Linked DNA regions of Homo sapiens: region 2 is linked to region 1. A link is a loop called in an ENCODE intact Hi-C map of the cell type or tissue named here. Cell type or tissue: Caco-2. All regions are shown on one strand. Links, peaks and the distances in the headings refer to the core of each region. The heading gives the core; the rest is flanking DNA. Region 1 has its middle 180 kb from the start of GCFC2. Region 2 has its middle 240 kb from the start of GCFC2.

Region 1 (8,960 bases), core at 461-8,460:
AAAAGCTGGATAAAATTTTTTACTGTTAAAAAAAATCTGTTTCAAAATATCAGAAAGCTGTTAAGAAAATCTGGTCATAAGAAGCCAAAAATCAGAAACAAAAGGGAACCATAGAGATTGTATGGACATTATATAAACTGGTTGTTGTTTTGGTTTCTATTTTTGTTTTTTCCTAACTTTGCAGATTCTTGGTAGCAAACAACTGAAGAACGCAGGAATAGGGCTGTGTCTATAGGGCATACAAAATTTTCCAGAACTTTTGTTAATTTCACATAACTGAAGAGCAAAAATTGGAGTCATGTCAGGACAGCCAAGACTTCAGAGACCAAGATTCTGATGAAAAGGAAATTATTAAGTAGTCAATGGGACACTTGGTGGTTTTCTCTTCCAACACTAGCAGAATTCTTAAAATTAACAGGGAAAGAAGCTAAGAAGAAAGTTCTTGAAGTGTAGAGAAAATGTTCAAACTCTCATCACAGATCTGAGGAGATAAAAACTGGAGATCAGAACCCATCGAGGAGGAGATACAAAACTAGAATTCCTGGAGGGCTAGAGATTAAGACTAGAAGCATACTGGAAATGAATGGAGATGTAGTTGCAGCTCAACCTTGAGTCAGTTCTTTACCTGACTGGATTGACACCTGCCCCCTCTCTATCTGCCTATAAGAACTCTCTCAGGAGGAAGATATCATTCAGGACCTCTACAGTTTTTCATATGCAATGTCTGAAATTCGACCAAAAATTACAAGTACAGAAAAAAAAAACAGAGAATAGAAACAAATTCATGGATGACTACAAATTCATTTAATTATCAGGATAACAAATAGGTACTTAAAAGTAATTACAACTAATATGTTCAGTAATGGAGAAGGGTTGACAAGATCAGAAATTTCAATTGAAAATAAAATTAAACTTTCATAAGTAAAAAATAAAATTGAGAATTTAATAGATGGTTATAATGGCAGATCAGACCCACCAGAGAAGATGAAAGATACAAATATGTGATAGTAATTATTTATCATTTATAATTTAAATTAATAATGATCATAAATAATTAATTATTAAATTACTATCATCTCTGTCTCCCAGTGGTCATTAATTCACTCATCCTTTTTTAAATATATAATCACCAAGCTAAAGTGCAGAGACAAAGGTGCAGAAAAGAAGATAATAAATATATGGGACATAGTGGAAAGGTCTAACATACAAAACTGGAGTTTCAGAAAACAGAAAATGAACAAGAAGCAATATGTGAATAGATAATGATTTAGAATTTTCTGAGCCTGATGAAAAACACTAATCCACAGTGTGAAATTTCATTGTAACTCTCACTAGTGTACTGAAATCCTCCATATATTTCCAGGGATGCCTGGAGCCATAGTAGTAATCCTTGGCAAAACCACAATGGAATATACTACATAGGAATTAATGTAGTTTTTTGTGCTAATGTAGTTTTCCAAAAGACATCAAGTGGGAAGTCTGTAACATCTTTCCAATATTCCTTATAGAATGTGTACCAATGAGTGGTTTATATCTGGGTGTCTGTTATGTTATCTTGGTTTCTGCTATTGAACATGGTCTCACAGCCTGGTTTTAGCTATGTGTACAGCTGAAAGACACCTACTGAATGAGCTGCGGCTTCCCCTGCTGGCTCACTTGCTGGAAATAAAGCACAACCTTATGACTGAGAAAGGACTCTGGAATCTGTGTGTGGACAATGTGAACCTACTTTCTTACCCGTTGCTTTGTATCTGTTGTCTGTAATAAATCTTGCATGAGTGTGTGTGTGTGTGCGTGTGCGCGCGCACATGTGTGCATGCATGTACAGGTCTAGGTTACACTGTATTTCTAAAATTATCTCTAATAAGCTTAGAACGTTTGTACATTTTAATAGGAAAATAATGAAATAAATGAGTAATCCCCATCAGAGGAAAAAATATACTTTAATACATACGTTTCCTTTACTCTCTACTTCTCACTCCTCCCTCCAACCCCAACACACCTTTGTGTTTTCATTAATATAACCTGGAATCAAGTGTAGTTTTGTAGTCATGAAATGTTCAGTATTTCAGATTTTACTCTTTCATTTCTTCTCCCCAAGATGGTTGCTGAATAAAAGACGGAAATTCCAAAGTTCTCATGGCAGAGAGGAGGATGGTAGAAAGAGGAACTCACCAATGCACTTAGCGTCCTGTTTCCTACCTGGGTCTCTGCTGCCAAGATCAGGGGCTGACACTCCCTCTACTGGTAACCAGAGAGAGACAACTGGCCCCGTCTGCTAATGAGGTCTTGAAGTCTGTAGCTCCAAACATTTGCCTCCAGTCTCAAAGAGAAGGGAAATCTATCAGAGAATGTCTGAAGGCAATGATGGGAAAAAATACCTATTCCTGATTATTCCTCCCCTGACTTTAGCCTATACAATAAAATGGTAATATGCTGAGAGTCAAAACAAATGTATGTTTTGTTAATCTTGTAGACAGTCAAAGTTTTATGGCTGATTTCATTATTGAGTCATGATTGTTAAACACAATCACCATAAATTTACAGATTTTTGAGAGACCGATTTCTGTAGAAAATATTTTATTCATGGCTTTTTCTCATTCCTGATTTATTAACTCTTTACATTTCCTTCTTCTGTGCCTTTTCAAACTGATTAAGAAAATAGCTCTGATACAGTATAATATTTTTTAATAAAATAATATTAATTTATTCTTAGTCATATTGATTAAGTTGGCTTGAAACAAGCAACACAGTTGGACAGTTGTGGAGCAAGGCAAACCCTTCTTAGACACTTGTCCCCAAATCTGCTAAGTATGAGAACAACCGGATTTGTCTAAGACAAATAAGAAACAAACAAACAAACAAAAAACCTTGACATTCTGATTCACCAGGTCTGGATGGAATGTAGACTAAGAATCTGTAGTCTCAAAAATACCTCCAGATGTTTCTAATGTGCGGCCAGGTTTAACAACAACTACTCTAGAACTCTTCTGTTTTTTAACAATGACCTTGAGGTAGCAGGCCAAGAAAAGAAAAATAATGTTTTATTCACTGTGCTGATTCATTCTTGCTCACTCAGCTAAGACTTTTTGGTGCAGGTTCTATGTATGTTGTCACTTTGCTTGATGAAACTCTTAAGATATAAGATGATCAATAAAAATTAAATGCACTCTTCCTCCAGGGTTTTTCCCTCTCATTATTATTGGCAGCCTTTGTGGTAGAACAAACCAGCATGCAGGCAATCCTGAGCTAATATATAACAATTTCTGTTCATAAAAGGCAGTCTGCCCAAGCCTTTTAAAACATATTCTAAAATAAAACGTACACATTTTGCTGCTAGAAAGTAAAAATACCAATTTGTACAAAAATAAAACACAGGAGAAAATTGCATGCTATACCCCACCTACCTCTGTCTTATAAAAGTCATCAAAACCTCTCACAATTCTGTGACTTTTCACCTGCCATCCTTTCTGCATGTCTTCACTTTCCTTGTCCAAGAAACCATATATTATCCTTTAAGATCTGATTGAAATTTCACAATCTCTATGAGGCCTTTTATAACCCCTTATTATTAATCTATCACCTAGTGGATTCACTCAGTCGTCCTTTTTTAAAAAAATCATTTATCCCTTGTTTGATTGCTGTATCTGTCTGCGGAGTTAAATGTATGCTCCTGTGGAAATTACCATATTTTGTGACTGTACACAGAGAGTGCTTAACCACTGCTAAATAAATGCTCTTCTCTACACAATGACAGTTAAAATGCATATTTCTTATTGTGCTTTTGAAATAATTTAATGGGGCTATATGGGATCCATTTATACTTCCTGGAAGTTTTCTTAATAGATTGTTCTTTGCAAAGGGAAAAAATAGAATGAGAAACTAAGACTTTAGAAAATATTGGGTTAAGCAATGAGAAATCACCAATATTATACCCTTTTTGATCTACAAATATAGTAATTTCATGTACTTCAATGGATATATAAAGGTTTAAATGTACTAAAACACTTCTGGGTTTTTTTCATGTCTGACCTTTTTTGAGACAGTAACTAATATTTGACCAAAAAAAAAACTTGCTTTATAAATATTTTCAAGCTAATAAGCCCAAGGTCTACCTACTGAATCACTGATCAGAAATTGAGGGGAAACGTCTGTGAAAATGGCAGAGTAAGGACCTTCAAAAACTCTCTTATCCATAAAAGCAACAAGAAAACTAGCAAAAATTGTCAAGATCAACTTTTTTTCAGGACTCTGGAAATTAATCAAAGGCTTGCAGCAATCCACAGAGCGTTTATTCAAGAAATATGGCTGAATCTTGGGAAGAACAGTCAATTTTCTGGCATTTTTACTTGTCCTAGTCTCATCCCTATTTCTCCAGTTCTGGAGTAGCCTTGAAAACATACAGCGCCTGGCAGCTACTTGACAGTGTAGAATAAGGTTATTGCTCCTTCAAAGCCTTTTTCACAGAGAATTGGCATTATTTGACCTATCTGGTGGTTCCCAAGAAAAGACATCAATGTCTATTTGACTTGGCTCAGAGCTCACCCAGTGTGAAAAGTCTTTTCCCTGGGGGCATTTGTTGAAAAAAATTTCATTAATTGCTTAATTTTATGGCTGCCTGAGGTGGTGAATAACTGTTGGGGCAAATAGGCTAACTAAAATGTTTAAAAGGAAAAGCTAAGGAATGAGATTGGCTTTGAAAAGCTCCCAAAATCTACAGGGTCATACACATGAGTAGGACTGTACATATGCCCAGGGCTATGAGCATGATAAAGAAAGATCTGAGAAAGTCATAATGTCTTATCTTTGGGTGACGTTGAGGTTCATGCAAACAGAAAGTGAAGGCTAAGACAAAGATATCAATAGACTGAGTACTGAAGCCATCTCCTATCATGCACACAGAGCCCCTTGTCAAAGACTGAAAATTTATTGGTTTCAGGTATTTAAGGAGTCTCTGTCTAATAATTAGCTAACAACTAAACAAAGCAGAGACTTCAGTGGTAGAACCTATCAAAGACTACAGACTGAAGAGACTTATTCCAGAAAAGTTACTAAACAAACAACAACAAACAGCCACATTGATAAGCCCTGGTTAAGGAGAAAAAGATTGGATTCCTAGAGTTGACATGTAATATTATTTTAAACACTTATTTTCAACCAAAAAAAAAGTATAAGGTATACAAAGAATTAAAAAAAATGGCCCATACACATGAAAAAAAGAGTAACTAGTGGAAAATGTTTCTGAGGAAGCCCAGATAATGAACTTATTAGGCAAAGACTTTAAGTCAGTTATTTTAAATATGTTCAAAGAACCAAAGGAAACCATGTCTAAAGAACTGAAGTAAGTATGAGAATGATGTCTTCTAAGAAATCATAATAAGAATATCAATAAAGAGATACAAAGTTATTTTTAAGACCCAAATTAAAATTCTGGTGTTGAAAAGTACAATAAATGAAAAATTTACTAATGTTGTTCAACAGAAAATGTGAACATACAGAATAGAAATTCAGCAATTTCAAAAACAGATCAACTAAGATTATTATTCTAATGAACAAAAAAAATCAAGAAAAATGAATAGAACCTCATAGACCTGAGGGACACTATTAAACATACCAACATATGCATAATAGGAGTTTCGGAAAGAAAAGGAGGAAAGGGCAGAAAGAATATTTGAAGAAATAATGACTAAAAGTATATCAAATTTTATTAAAAAATGTTAATCTACATCTAAGAAGCTCAGTGAAGTGATAGTAGGATAAACTCAACAAGAACCACACTTTGACATACTATACTCAAACTGTTAACAGCCCACGACAAAAAGAGAACCTTGAAAACAGCAAGAGACAAGCAACTCATCACATGTTAAAGATCTTTAATAAGATTAACATGGGCAATTGATTTTCAACAAGGGTACCAAGAAATTTCATTGGAAAAAGACTAGTCTTTTTTAACAAACAGTCCTGGGACAACTGGATATTCACGTGCAAAATAATAAAGTTGATCTATATATCGCTGTCTTCAAAAATTAATTCTAAATGGACTAAAGACCTAAACACAAGAGGTAGTCCCACAAAACTCTTAAAGAAGACATAAGTGTAAATCTTTGTGACCTTGGATTAGGAAATGGCTTCTTAGATATGACAGCTAAAGCACAAGCAACCAAGGAAAAAAAAATTAAAAATTGGACTTCATCACAATTAAGACTTTTTGTGCTTCAAAGGGCACAATCAAGAAAGTGAAAAGATAACCTGCAGAACAGGAGAAAACATTTGCAAATTACATACTTGATAAGAATCTAGCATCCGGAATATGCAAAGAACTATTAGAACTCCACTAGAAAAAGATAAATAGTCCCAATTTTTAAGTGACAAAAGATATGAATTGATATTTCGTTAAAGAAGATATAAAAATGACCAACGAGCATATTAAAAGAAGTTCAACATTCCCTTCATAATAAGAAATGCAAATCAAAACCACAATGAGTCACCACTTCACACTCACTAAGTCTATAATCAAAAAGATGAACATTAACAATGTTGGCAAGGATGTGGGGAAGTGGAAACCCTCACACCATACTGGTGGGAATGTAAAATGGTATATACTTGCTTTGGAAAACAATTTAGCAGTTCCTCAAAAAGATTCACATAGAGTTAGCCTATGACCCAATAATTTCACCCATACATATATGTGTGCATGTGTGTATTTACACTTTAATGTGTGCATACACACACTTACACATATATATTTATACACATACACACATACACATATCCCCAAAGAATTTAAAAGAAATGTTCAAACAAAAACTTGTACATGCATGTTCAAACAACCCAATGTCCACGAATTGATGAATGGATTTTTTAAAATAGACGAAACAAACATATATTCATACAATAGAATATTATTCAGCCACTAAAAGCCACTGAAACATGCTATATTATAGATTAACCTTGAAAACATTATACCAAGTGAGAGAAGCCAGACGCTAAAGGACACATATTGTATGATTCCTTCTACATAAAATGTCCACAACAGGTAAAATCCATAAAGACAAAGAGTAAACTAGTGGTTCCTAGGGTTTGATGGGACTGAGGAGTAGATATTAAGTTTCTTTTTGGGGTGAAGAAAATGTTCTGGAATGAATTCTGTGGCTTACTAATTACATATTTGCTTAAAATAAAAATTAATTAAGTGTCCACAGTGTTTTTCAGGTATGATGGTAGGCACTTAGGTTTCATTTGAAGTAATTTTTCTTTGTTTTTTATATGTGTATTCGCTATGTCTGCAAGTTTGTTTTTAAGGTGACGTGTGTGTCCTTATTCTAAATGTTGCTCATATGAGTTCCCAAGGAGTTCAGGAAGATATTTACATAGTATTCAACTAACATTAGAAGAAGGGAAATAAAGGAAGGCTGAAATGGTTTTGTCAGAGCTCAGCTGTACTAACTCCTTGAAGTCTCACATGGAATGCTACTTAGATTTCAACAACTTTCTTTTTTTAATCATGCAAAGGCAAAGAAAATGTAAGGGGAAAATCTTACCTTATTTCTTGCTGTGCCTCTTTTGAAACTGTGAATTATGGTGATTCTGCTGTAATTTTTCTGTTGAAACCACATAAAACAACACTTCTACAAGTTGTTGGGGAAATGGTGGCATCTCCCCTCTCAGGCAGTGGGCATTCCTGTGTCAGTCACTTCAGGAACAAACAAGACCCCAGACAGAAAGCCAGCATCTGCAGAGCAAGTCTGGGACGGAAGGACATGGGCCTTCTATTCCTCCATGTGACTTGCTGTTGCTGTCCTGGTGTGGTACTTCACGAAGCTTAGGCAGGTTTGAAGACACTCCAGAAGGTATGGCAAAAAGAGCTGCTTCTGAGCCACTAAGTAGGTCTGGGACGCATGTGGAGTGGTCCCTTCCAGCTAGTCAGTAAAACAGCCCTTTCACGGGTATGTTGAGTTAAGAGTCAAGACCCAGATACACCAGACAACCAGAATTTTTTATTGCATGTTACTTTCTATGTTGGCTCTCTTGCTTAAGTTTGCCCTGACCTCAAGTAAAGACTTTATTAAACATTAAGCCATGATCTTCTCAACTATTCAAAAAGAAATTAAGGAAAGTATGTCCACACTTTCCAGAATGGGGAAAAAGAAATTAGCATCCCCCTGAAACCAGTATCATGCAGAGAAAGTTCCCAAGAGAGTTAAGGATCATCTGTAGAGTTACCTCTTCCCATGAGAAGATTCTCCCTTCATTACAAAAACTGCAGATTCACACTACTATTTTACTAAAGGAGCCAAAGGGTTTCCCTACAGAATCCATGAAAAGCAAGAAATCAAAGAGTTTCAAGACAAATGCTAATGTGAGAAATTGAAAATTTCCCTTGGAAAAGATATCCTCTAATCCTGTTGATTTCACTTTTCCACACCCCAAACATAGTTTAAAAACATGTAACAGGTTTAAGTCCTGGTCACTTTTTTTATTTTTTATTTTATTTTCTTTTATTTTTATTATTATTATTTGGGACGGAGTCTAGCTCTGTCACCCAGGCTGGAGTGCAGTGCGCGATCTCGGCTCACTGCAAGCTCCACCTCCCGGGTTCACGCCATTCTCCTGCCTCAGCCTCCGGAGTAGCTGGGACTACAGGCGCCCGCCACCACGTCCATTTAATTTTTTGTATTTTTAGTAGAGACAGGGTTTCATCGTGTTAGCCAGGATCCTGACCTCGTGATCCGCCCTCCTCAGCCTCCCAAAGTACTGGGATTACAGGCGTGAGCCAACGCAGCCGGCCAAGTCCTGGTCATTTTTTGTATCATTGTTAATGAAGTCCACATTCTATTGCATCTCTCCCCACCCCCATCACAATGTAGCACACCATCCTCTTTTACTTTCTACATAAATCTGAATATCTGAATCTCTCTTTCCCATTGATGTATTTACTACTTCCCCTCTAGAGAATGTAA
Region 2 (8,960 bases), core at 332-8,331, 57 kb before region 1:
AGCTCCCCCATCCCAAGATTCTATTGAAATCACCAGGAGAATATTACAACAGAGACAAACATGCATGTGATATAAAAGGGAAGGAAAAATGCAGCCCAAACAGAAAACTCTGGAGAATGCATGTTAAAGTACAAATATACCTGATTGACAAAAATCACTGAGGTACAATCTGCATTTACTCTTCCTGAGAAAGCTGTGCAGTGTAGCAGGAAGATATCAAGGAAAATGGAACCAAACCTTCCTAATTTGGAAGGCTATGTATCAAAAAGAGTGTTGACCGTGGTAGAGAAGGACATGGCTCAACTTATAATTCAACTCAACACTGCATAAAGCATGTAAGTTACAGCTTATTAACAGCACTCAACAGATGCTCCAAGGCCCCAGGTTTGTAAAAACTGCTCCTGTCAGCTGAAAGACAGCAGGGATCCACAGAAAGAAGACCAAGAAGAAGGCAGATAACTAGTACAGCCAAACACATGAATGCCAAGCTGGACAGAAAGAAAGAAAGAATGGTGGTCTCTTCTGCTGAGTTTCTGTAAAGAGAAAGATAACTACACTGAAAAATACACGTCATTCATACACTGGTAATGAGACAGATGCTAAGAAGCCAGGAGGAAATGATAGAAATTTCTGCTTCATTCAATAAGAGAAAAATTAATATTATAAGGAATGACTGCTTGTTTTAGATGTGACAATAGTAATGTGGTCATATCATTTTAAAGAGCCTTTATCTTTTACAGATTCCTAAAGAAATATTTGCAGATGAATAAGATGACGTCTAGGATTTGTCTCAAAATAACTGAGGGTAAAGTGGATAGGGGTATAAATGAAACAGAATTGACCATAAATTTATAATTGTGAATCTGGATTGTAATGTACATGAAGGTTCATTATACTATTCTCTACACTTTTATAACAAGAAGTTTAAGAAAAAATAATTCTAGAAGAATTAAAGGTTTAAATATAAACAACCCCATAAAATATTAGAAAAATGTTGGTAAACATATGTGTATATCTAATGCATTGTCATATAGACAGAACCCATCTGAAAATAATTAACATATTTGACTAAAGTGGAAATCTACCTATAGTTATACACATAGATCAATAAAACAAATATGTATAGATTCAAAAATATTTAATAACAAGGGAAGTTGATTGTAATATGTTAAATTATAAACAGATTATAGAACTAATAGAGCATAATTCAAAATTTTACATATTTATGTTTGTTCATTTTACTAAGAGCTGGACCACTGCAACTAAACAACTCACAGCCTATGCCTTAGATGGAGACAGATAATAATAAACAATTCATTACATCTGCAGTGCTTATGAAATATGAATGAGAAGCATAGAAAGTTATCTAACAGGAAACCAGATCCAATTGGGTTAGGGAGGGGGGATAAGGAAGAATGACTTGATTGTTTTAGCTGACAACTCTAAGGAGTGACTGGGAGTTAACTAAAAGAAAAATGAAGTAAAACTTAGATAAGAGTATATTTTTCTCATTCATGGGATGGCAGGAAATTTTTATTTTATTCAATATGCTTTTCCATAATTTCAAGCAGAATATTGAATTACTTTTATCATTGAAAAAGTGGATGGTATAATTTTATACCATCCACTTTTTCAATGATAAAATATGAACTGGAAATTAATTTTTTTCTTATTATAGCTTCTTTCTCAATAACACAAACATATTTTGTTTGAAAATCCTTCAAACCTCAAATTAAAAGGTAATTATTTCTTAGGAGTTTATCTGGTAAGGTGCTGGTTTTATTAATAAATTGTAAAGTAAAACAAGATTTTTGATGAAATTATAAACATTATTTTTTATTTATCAAAACCTGGCAAAATGACTAAACATTATGCATATTGAAAGGAGGTGAGGGTAGTTGGCATGGGCACAATTCACAATGAATATAAGTGGGTATTTCTAAGTTGCAAGCAAGAAGATTAGAAATATAATGCAGAGTGACAGAGACAAAAAAGTGAATGGGAGGAAAGTAGAGAAGAGGGAAGGGGAGGGTGGAGGAAGGGAGGAAAGAAGGGAATAGGTATGTTGGTCCACAAGTTGTAGGCTCACATACGCCTGGTCATACATAGTGCCGAAATGTACAAATTGCCAATGCTGCAAAATAATGGAACATTTAAAACCTTTCTACTTTATTTATTTGTTTTTTCTAACACTGCTCTTGTTCATCAACATAGGAAGAAAACCAATAAGCACTTGGGTTTGCCAGCATAACTCAAGGCACATGGAGTTTTTAAGCTTACAAATTCTTCTAAGAAATATAATTTTCTCATCATAATCTCCTAAACAAGAAGTGGGAAATATTTCATTTGCAAAGAATCTTCTTTTGTTTTTGATGCAAAGGAAAATCTAACAATAATTCTTTTTTTCATTTTTCTTTTAGAAATTAAGAACATTTACATTTTCTGTCACTTTAACCTAATAGGGTGAGATTTATGCCAATATTGGGCATCACCAAGGACCATATTTCTGTACCTGCTATCATGGAAGGCTTAATGAGTAGGATGATAGAAAAGAAAAGGCAGGATTTCAGAATTAGACTAGTGTGGCGGTTTCTAATATTATGGAAAGTTACTTAGTCTTCCAGAGCTTTCATTTTCACCTGTAAAATCAGCTATGTCAAAGTCATATGGTACATGTATATAAAGTTTCAGTTTCGGGTATACAATAGATAAACCAATAAAAGAAAACCAGTTAATGTAGTGATGAACTCTTAGGTAAATATAAAAATTTTTAAACCAAACTTACTTTTGCTGTTTATTTCATCATCCTGCTTTTTGGTTAAAACTCTAGAAATGGCAAGATTTTTTCTGTCTTTAAAGTTCTTATCTTTGTATTCTAAGGAGATTTTCACACTACCGTCTTTCATATGTTTTGATTTAAGATGACAATATTCTATTCAGAATTGTAAAGAATAGTCTTTAAATGAAAACATAATTCTATGTGTCTGTCATATTAAATAAATAGGACCTCAAAAAATGTCACTCTACCTAAAGCCAGGAAAACCTGTGAGTCCTCATGTTTGGTAGCTAATTTTCTTGCAATGAAATACCCTATGGTTGAATTACAGGAAAGTCTGAATGGGGAAAAGCATTAATATTAACTGAAGGAGCCCAGGCTGCATTTTACTCATGAGATTTAAGCTTGAGCTGATTAAAGAGCACTTAATAAATTCACTTGGGCAAAGTTATGGCACTTGGGGGAGATTTGAAATAGGACTATAATTGTGAAAAGTTCATGGGATGCCAATTCATACCAGCGACGATAATAAAAGTGGCCAGAAGTAACAGGTCTGAGGCCATGGTTCAGATAAATTTTCCAAGGTAAAACAGCACTAAAAAGGTGATATACACAAAGACAGAATTTTCTTTCATGATTCACAGCAGCAGAAGCTTTCAAGAGACAAAGAACCTAGCAACTGAATGGATAATAGTGTGTTTGCTACTGGAAAGCAGAGGAAATAAGGGGCTGAAGATGGGAGGCTTGGAATAAAGTAGAAAGGACTGAACTGCTATCTGCTTTAATATTCACTAAGAAAAATTAAAAATTTAGACTGTGTGTGGAGACCTTAGGACTACAGAGAAAGGGATTTTTTTTCCACTTCACTTGTTGCATTATGTAGAGCAGAAGAGCCTTCTGCTTAAATGGTTTGCTGCACATTCATCTATTTTGGGGCAGAATGTGAACATTCTAAGTTGGATAAATCTATCCTGTCTCAATGGCGTGTCTGATGTAATATTTATAACCCATTACATTAAAAGCAACTTCTGTATCCTTTATCCACAATTTGCAGGTGTTAGGCATCCTTAAACCAAAGGTCACTTGACTCTTATTAGAGCAGTTCTCTATATTTATGAATCACCTGGAAATCTGTTAAAAAGGAAGGTTCCTATTTCCCAACCTCCAGGAATTTTGATTGAGTAACTCCAAGGTTGGGCATAGTTAAGAAATACCCAACCTGAAGTGACTCCAAAACCAGACGGTCCACAGACTGAGGCCAAACCCTAGAGAACAGCAGACTCTTTGCTCATCCATTTTTTAAAGAGAAAAATTAAAAGTTCATTTGGATCCTAATTGTTCAACTTTTATTTTACCCCATAATTCTGCAATTAAATAATAAATTAAAAATAATCAATAATGGATGTTCAAATCAATGGGTAAAAGTGTGATAAGGAAGAGTTTATTTTCATAATCTCAAATCATCTCTGTAGGAAATATAATAATAATTAATAATTTATAAGTGAGAAATAATTTTAATTGACTTTACAGTGAAGAATCTGGCAGACACCACTTTTAAACTTCTAAAATTTAACATTAACATTAATGAGACAAATAACATCATATTAAATAGCATCTCAAGTCTGATATTTCTGCCAAAATTGCATAATGTGAATTGAATCATCAGGAAATATTTAACAAATAGGTAATAAAATTAACCGGCCTCCACACTTCAAAAATATTAAGTCATGAAAGACAAGGATAGATTGATAAATTGTTCTAGACTGAAGAGACTGAAGGAGGCTAAGAAGACTTGACAACTAAATCCTATGCATGATCCCAGATTGAATGTTGTACCAGAAAGGAAAGAGATAAAAAAGGAGGTTTTGTTTGATTGACTGATTTTTTTGTTTGCTTTGTTCAATAAATGACTGCATTAGGATAGTAGAAAAAATGCGAATGGAGTTTTAGGGTAAGGTGGTTGTATTTTACCAATGTTAATTTTCTGATTTTTATGGATATACTATGGTAACGTAGGAGAGTATCTTTTAGAAAAATATACACTGAGCAATTTAAGGATAATGAGATATCATATCAAAAAACATTTTCAAATGGTACAAAAATATAGAAAAAGCTAGACAGACAGACTGATAGAGACACAGAGAGAATGTAAAGGAAATGCGGTCAAATATTAACACAGTGGAACCTGAGTAGACGGTATGCAGGTGTTATACTGTTGTACAACTTTTCCATGACTCTGAAATTACTTCAAAATAAAAAGTAGAGAGAGAATGAGAGAGAGAGAAAGCAATTTCAAATTCATCATTATAAAACGGCAACATGACTCCCTAGTGGAAGCAACAGCACCAGGTTTTATATTTATTTAACCTTATGAAACATAAAAGAGATACATCTAGTAAATATACGTATAAAGTCACAAACATTGAAAGTCAAAGATATTATCTGGCAAATACTAAGCAAAACAAACAAGCATAGGTATGTTAATGACAAAGAAAGCATTAAATAAAAAGCATTGTAATAAGTAAGGGGAGTTATAATAGAATGATTGATTCCTCAGTTCTAAATATATATATGCACCTAATTCCATAGCATAAAAATATAAGACATAAAGCAAAAACTGCATAACCCCAGGTAGAAACAGGTAAGTTCACACTGAAAGAGATTTTAACATATCACTCTGAAACCAATAGGTCAAGCAAACAGGAGTCAGTAAGTACATGGAAATTTGTACAACACTGGCAAGTTTGATGTATGAAGTTACATGAAATACTGTACTCCATGCCTGTAGAATACACATCATTGTGAAGCACATATGGAACATTTATAAAAATTTCCTTAATATTATGATACCATACATATAACAAGTTTCATTACATTTTAAAGGACTGGTATCATCCAGACCACAGTCTCTGACCAAATTGCAACTAAACAAAAAATCAATAACTATATGATAACTAGATAAATTATATATACTTGGAATCCCCTTTATGTGAGAATTCCCGATCTAGTTTACCACTGTCCCCATTAATCCCTATTGAGCCAGAACTGAAGGCAGAATGAAGTGGCTATTCATCATTATACCACTAGTTCTGTTGGTTTCTTAGAGTAAACAGTCTTTCTTGATACCCATTTCACTATCTAAAATGGGGTGAAGAGGGACAAACCAAGGGGAATATGTGTTTTTAAAAAATGTGAATATAATATGTTCATTATGCAAAGAAGGTATCAGAAGAATATGACTAATGCACCATTATGAGATGACCCAAGGTAAGAACTATTATCAATATACAGAAATGATGAGTGATGAAAAATAAGTCAACTTTAAAGGACTGAAATTTCTAAACATTTTTGGTGGATAAAATAAGCAATGCTATCATGCAACGTCATTATGTATTAAGTGAATGTTTCCTGGGACTTCAAAACCTTTTTCAGGTGGTAAGCTTATTTTTATAAACTGTCTACAAAATGCATTAGAAAGTATGTGCATCAAACAGAAATAATCAATTGCAAAAATATGTCTAGCCAGAAATGCTGTAGTTCAATGTATTGTAGACTTAGCTAAGAACTTACAGGACACAATGCATGAAAAAGTTAAATCTTTTGTGGCATATTCTATGGCAGCTGATGAAAGCACAGATATAAATAATACCACCCAATTAGCTATATTTATTCATGATGTCGAAGAGAATTTTGATGTGACCGAAGGACTTTTGGGCAGGATGCCCATGCTAGAAATAACATCAGGAAATGACTTGCTTTTGTGTGTTAGGAAAATGTCCATGTTGGACTACTCAAAATTAGTAGTCAAGACTACAGCCAGTGATTCTGTAATGGTCAGTGATATACAAGTTTAATTCAAGGTAACAACATGTTCCTAGGTTACAGAACATAAGCCTGACCAATGCATCACTCACCAGGGAGATCTTAAAAGTTAAAAATGAAACTCATCGTCAAGGTAGCCATTACCATATGGACTGTCTGAATCACAGGCAATACGGTGATTGGCTTGATGAATTAGAGGCTGCACTACTTGAAAACAGCTGGCTTAGTGGTGACATGAGGCTAAAGAGAAGTTTTTAACTATTCAAAGAAACTTGCCTGTGTTACTCAAGGAAAACTTCCAGCCTCTGTTCCCCAGTCAAAACTGGATCAGACTTGATCTTCTTGGTTGATACTACAGCCAATCTAAATCCTAAATATTTCTTTGTATCAGTGTTCAAATATACTTTCCACAAAATGTATGACTCTATTCACATATCTGCAGAAAAATTGTGGCTTTGGGAAGATCTTAGCTAAGGTATAATAATTATAACTAGCCCACCTTTCTGCCCTAAAATTGGTTTTCAGAAATGAAAGTACAGCCTCAACTACATTCTCAAAATTGTACAGTTAAGAACTGACTTTCAAAATATATTACCTGACTCTACATTTTATAAAAATTACCTAATATTTTGCGTGAGCTTTCCTCTGCGAATGAAGAAGCAAGTGAGAGATAATGAGCTGGAGCACAACAAAACTGAAAAACAAATATGATGATATTAAAAAATCAGAAGTCTACAAGTGTATCAGATAAAGTTGTGCTAAATGCAAAAACAACCATGCCAAAATACTATCCATATTCAGAATTCCCTATTTTCGTTGTTTTTAAATTATGAAAATGAATAAAACTGAACATTGCCCCATTTAAAAATATCACAGTTGAATGTTTTTTGTATATTGAAATTCAAAATGCAAAACTTAGTCACATTTTTGTTCATTAAAACAACACTGTAAGGGTGGTTCCAAGTCAACAAAAATAAAAATTATGAAATATAATACATGAGTATAATGTTCTATTTGCAATTTTTATTTTGGAATTTAAGAAAAATTATCTCAATTTTATATGTGTCTATGTTATGTGTTTTCATCTTGCATCATTTATGTTACCTATACGACTCCTTTAACCATACCAGTAGTCTCAGTCACTTTTTTTACCTCCTCATCTACATTTTCAACTACCTATTAGACATCACTATTTTTAGATGTCTATGGCATATCAAACTCAACATCTCTAAAACTGAACTTAGAAGACTTGCCTCAGTAATTCAAGTTCCTTAGATAGCACCTTTAACCAGACATTACATTCAAACTGATTCCAAATCTGCATTTCAACTAGAATATACTTCCTTCTCTATCACTCAGTGCAGCTAACTTTCTTGACAATGGCTTGCACATCTATGTTCTCTTTTCTGTTCACATTGCCTTTGTTTAGTTACCAGACATTCTCAGATTAGGTTTTTGCAATGTCTTCTTTGAAAGACTTCCTGCCTTTAAATTCTCCAATCTCATTCCGTCCTGTACACTATTCCACAGTAAATTGTCTTCAGTGTACTGATGATCAGGTCCCTACTCTGCTCACACACTGATATTGACCTTGCACTGTTTTTGACCACCTACAGTATAAAGGTTGTGCTTCATCCCTACCAGAGTCACTGTGGTCAGCTCCCACCTAGTTCTCATGGTGCTGATGCCCACAGCTCCTCACCTTGCATATTTTTAAGTAGCTAGCTCATCACATGATGCATTGCAATGGTATTGTACCTTTTTCTCAAATTCTTATCTTAGCTCATGACTGGAATGCTCTTGGGCTCCATTTCTACGTGTCAAAATATTAGCCTCCTCTGAGATTCATCTCAAAATGCCTCATCTATGAAGTCTACATTGACCCACCCACTGAAATAGTTATCTATCTCTTAGGTAATCCTATTATCACTTATCCATCAATTTAGCAATTACTACTCACTGTGTTATAATAACTTGTATCAATTTCCTCTTGTCCCTACCAGACCAAAAATTTATTATAAACAAAAATTGTTTCTGACTTAACTTTGAGTCTCAGTGACTCTCTCTTCAAAATTTTTCAGTGAATTTGCTGAATTGAGGTTGGATGTTAAAGTAGGAGGAAATGGACCTTTAAATGATCAATAGAGGCAGTTTTTGGTCAATAAACTGAAATAATTTCCAAAATTCTACTGGTATTTTCGGCATGTGAATAAAGAGGACATTTGCCATTATTTGGCTACTCTGCACCTTCCCCCTTCCTACCAGCACTTTGATTGTTCAGAGGAATCACTGAGCCTCCCATTATATGTAGTCTTCATAGGTGGGTAATTCAAGATTTTGGTTTCTCTGCTCCTCCTAGCAG

What was found. Hi-C counts contacts between places; a loop is a spot of excess contacts. Peaks named below come from ENCODE experiments on the same cell type or tissue, not always from the same donor. Only the 100,000 strongest peaks of a DNase experiment are listed, where the experiment ranks them.
Region 2: a loop joins it to region 1, with 7 times the contacts of the local background. A loop is called at or near these places in 2 of 110 quality-filtered maps.

What each region holds. Positions count from the first base shown.
Region 1 is chr2:75,890,250-75,899,209 of GRCh38, reverse strand. No RefSeq gene overlaps it. Among named protein-coding and RNA genes, the nearest start is that of GCFC2, 180 kb to the right of the region's middle. RefSeq lists a silencer at 2,203-2,272. In Caco-2, for the core only: a CTCF peak has its summit at 2,258; DNase peaks (open chromatin) are centred at 2,249 and 4,846.
Region 2 is chr2:75,947,377-75,956,336 of GRCh38, reverse strand. No RefSeq gene overlaps it. Among named protein-coding and RNA genes, the nearest start is that of GCFC2, 240 kb to the right of the region's middle. In Caco-2, for the core only: no CTCF peak of the experiment used is centred there; no DNase peak of the experiment used is centred there.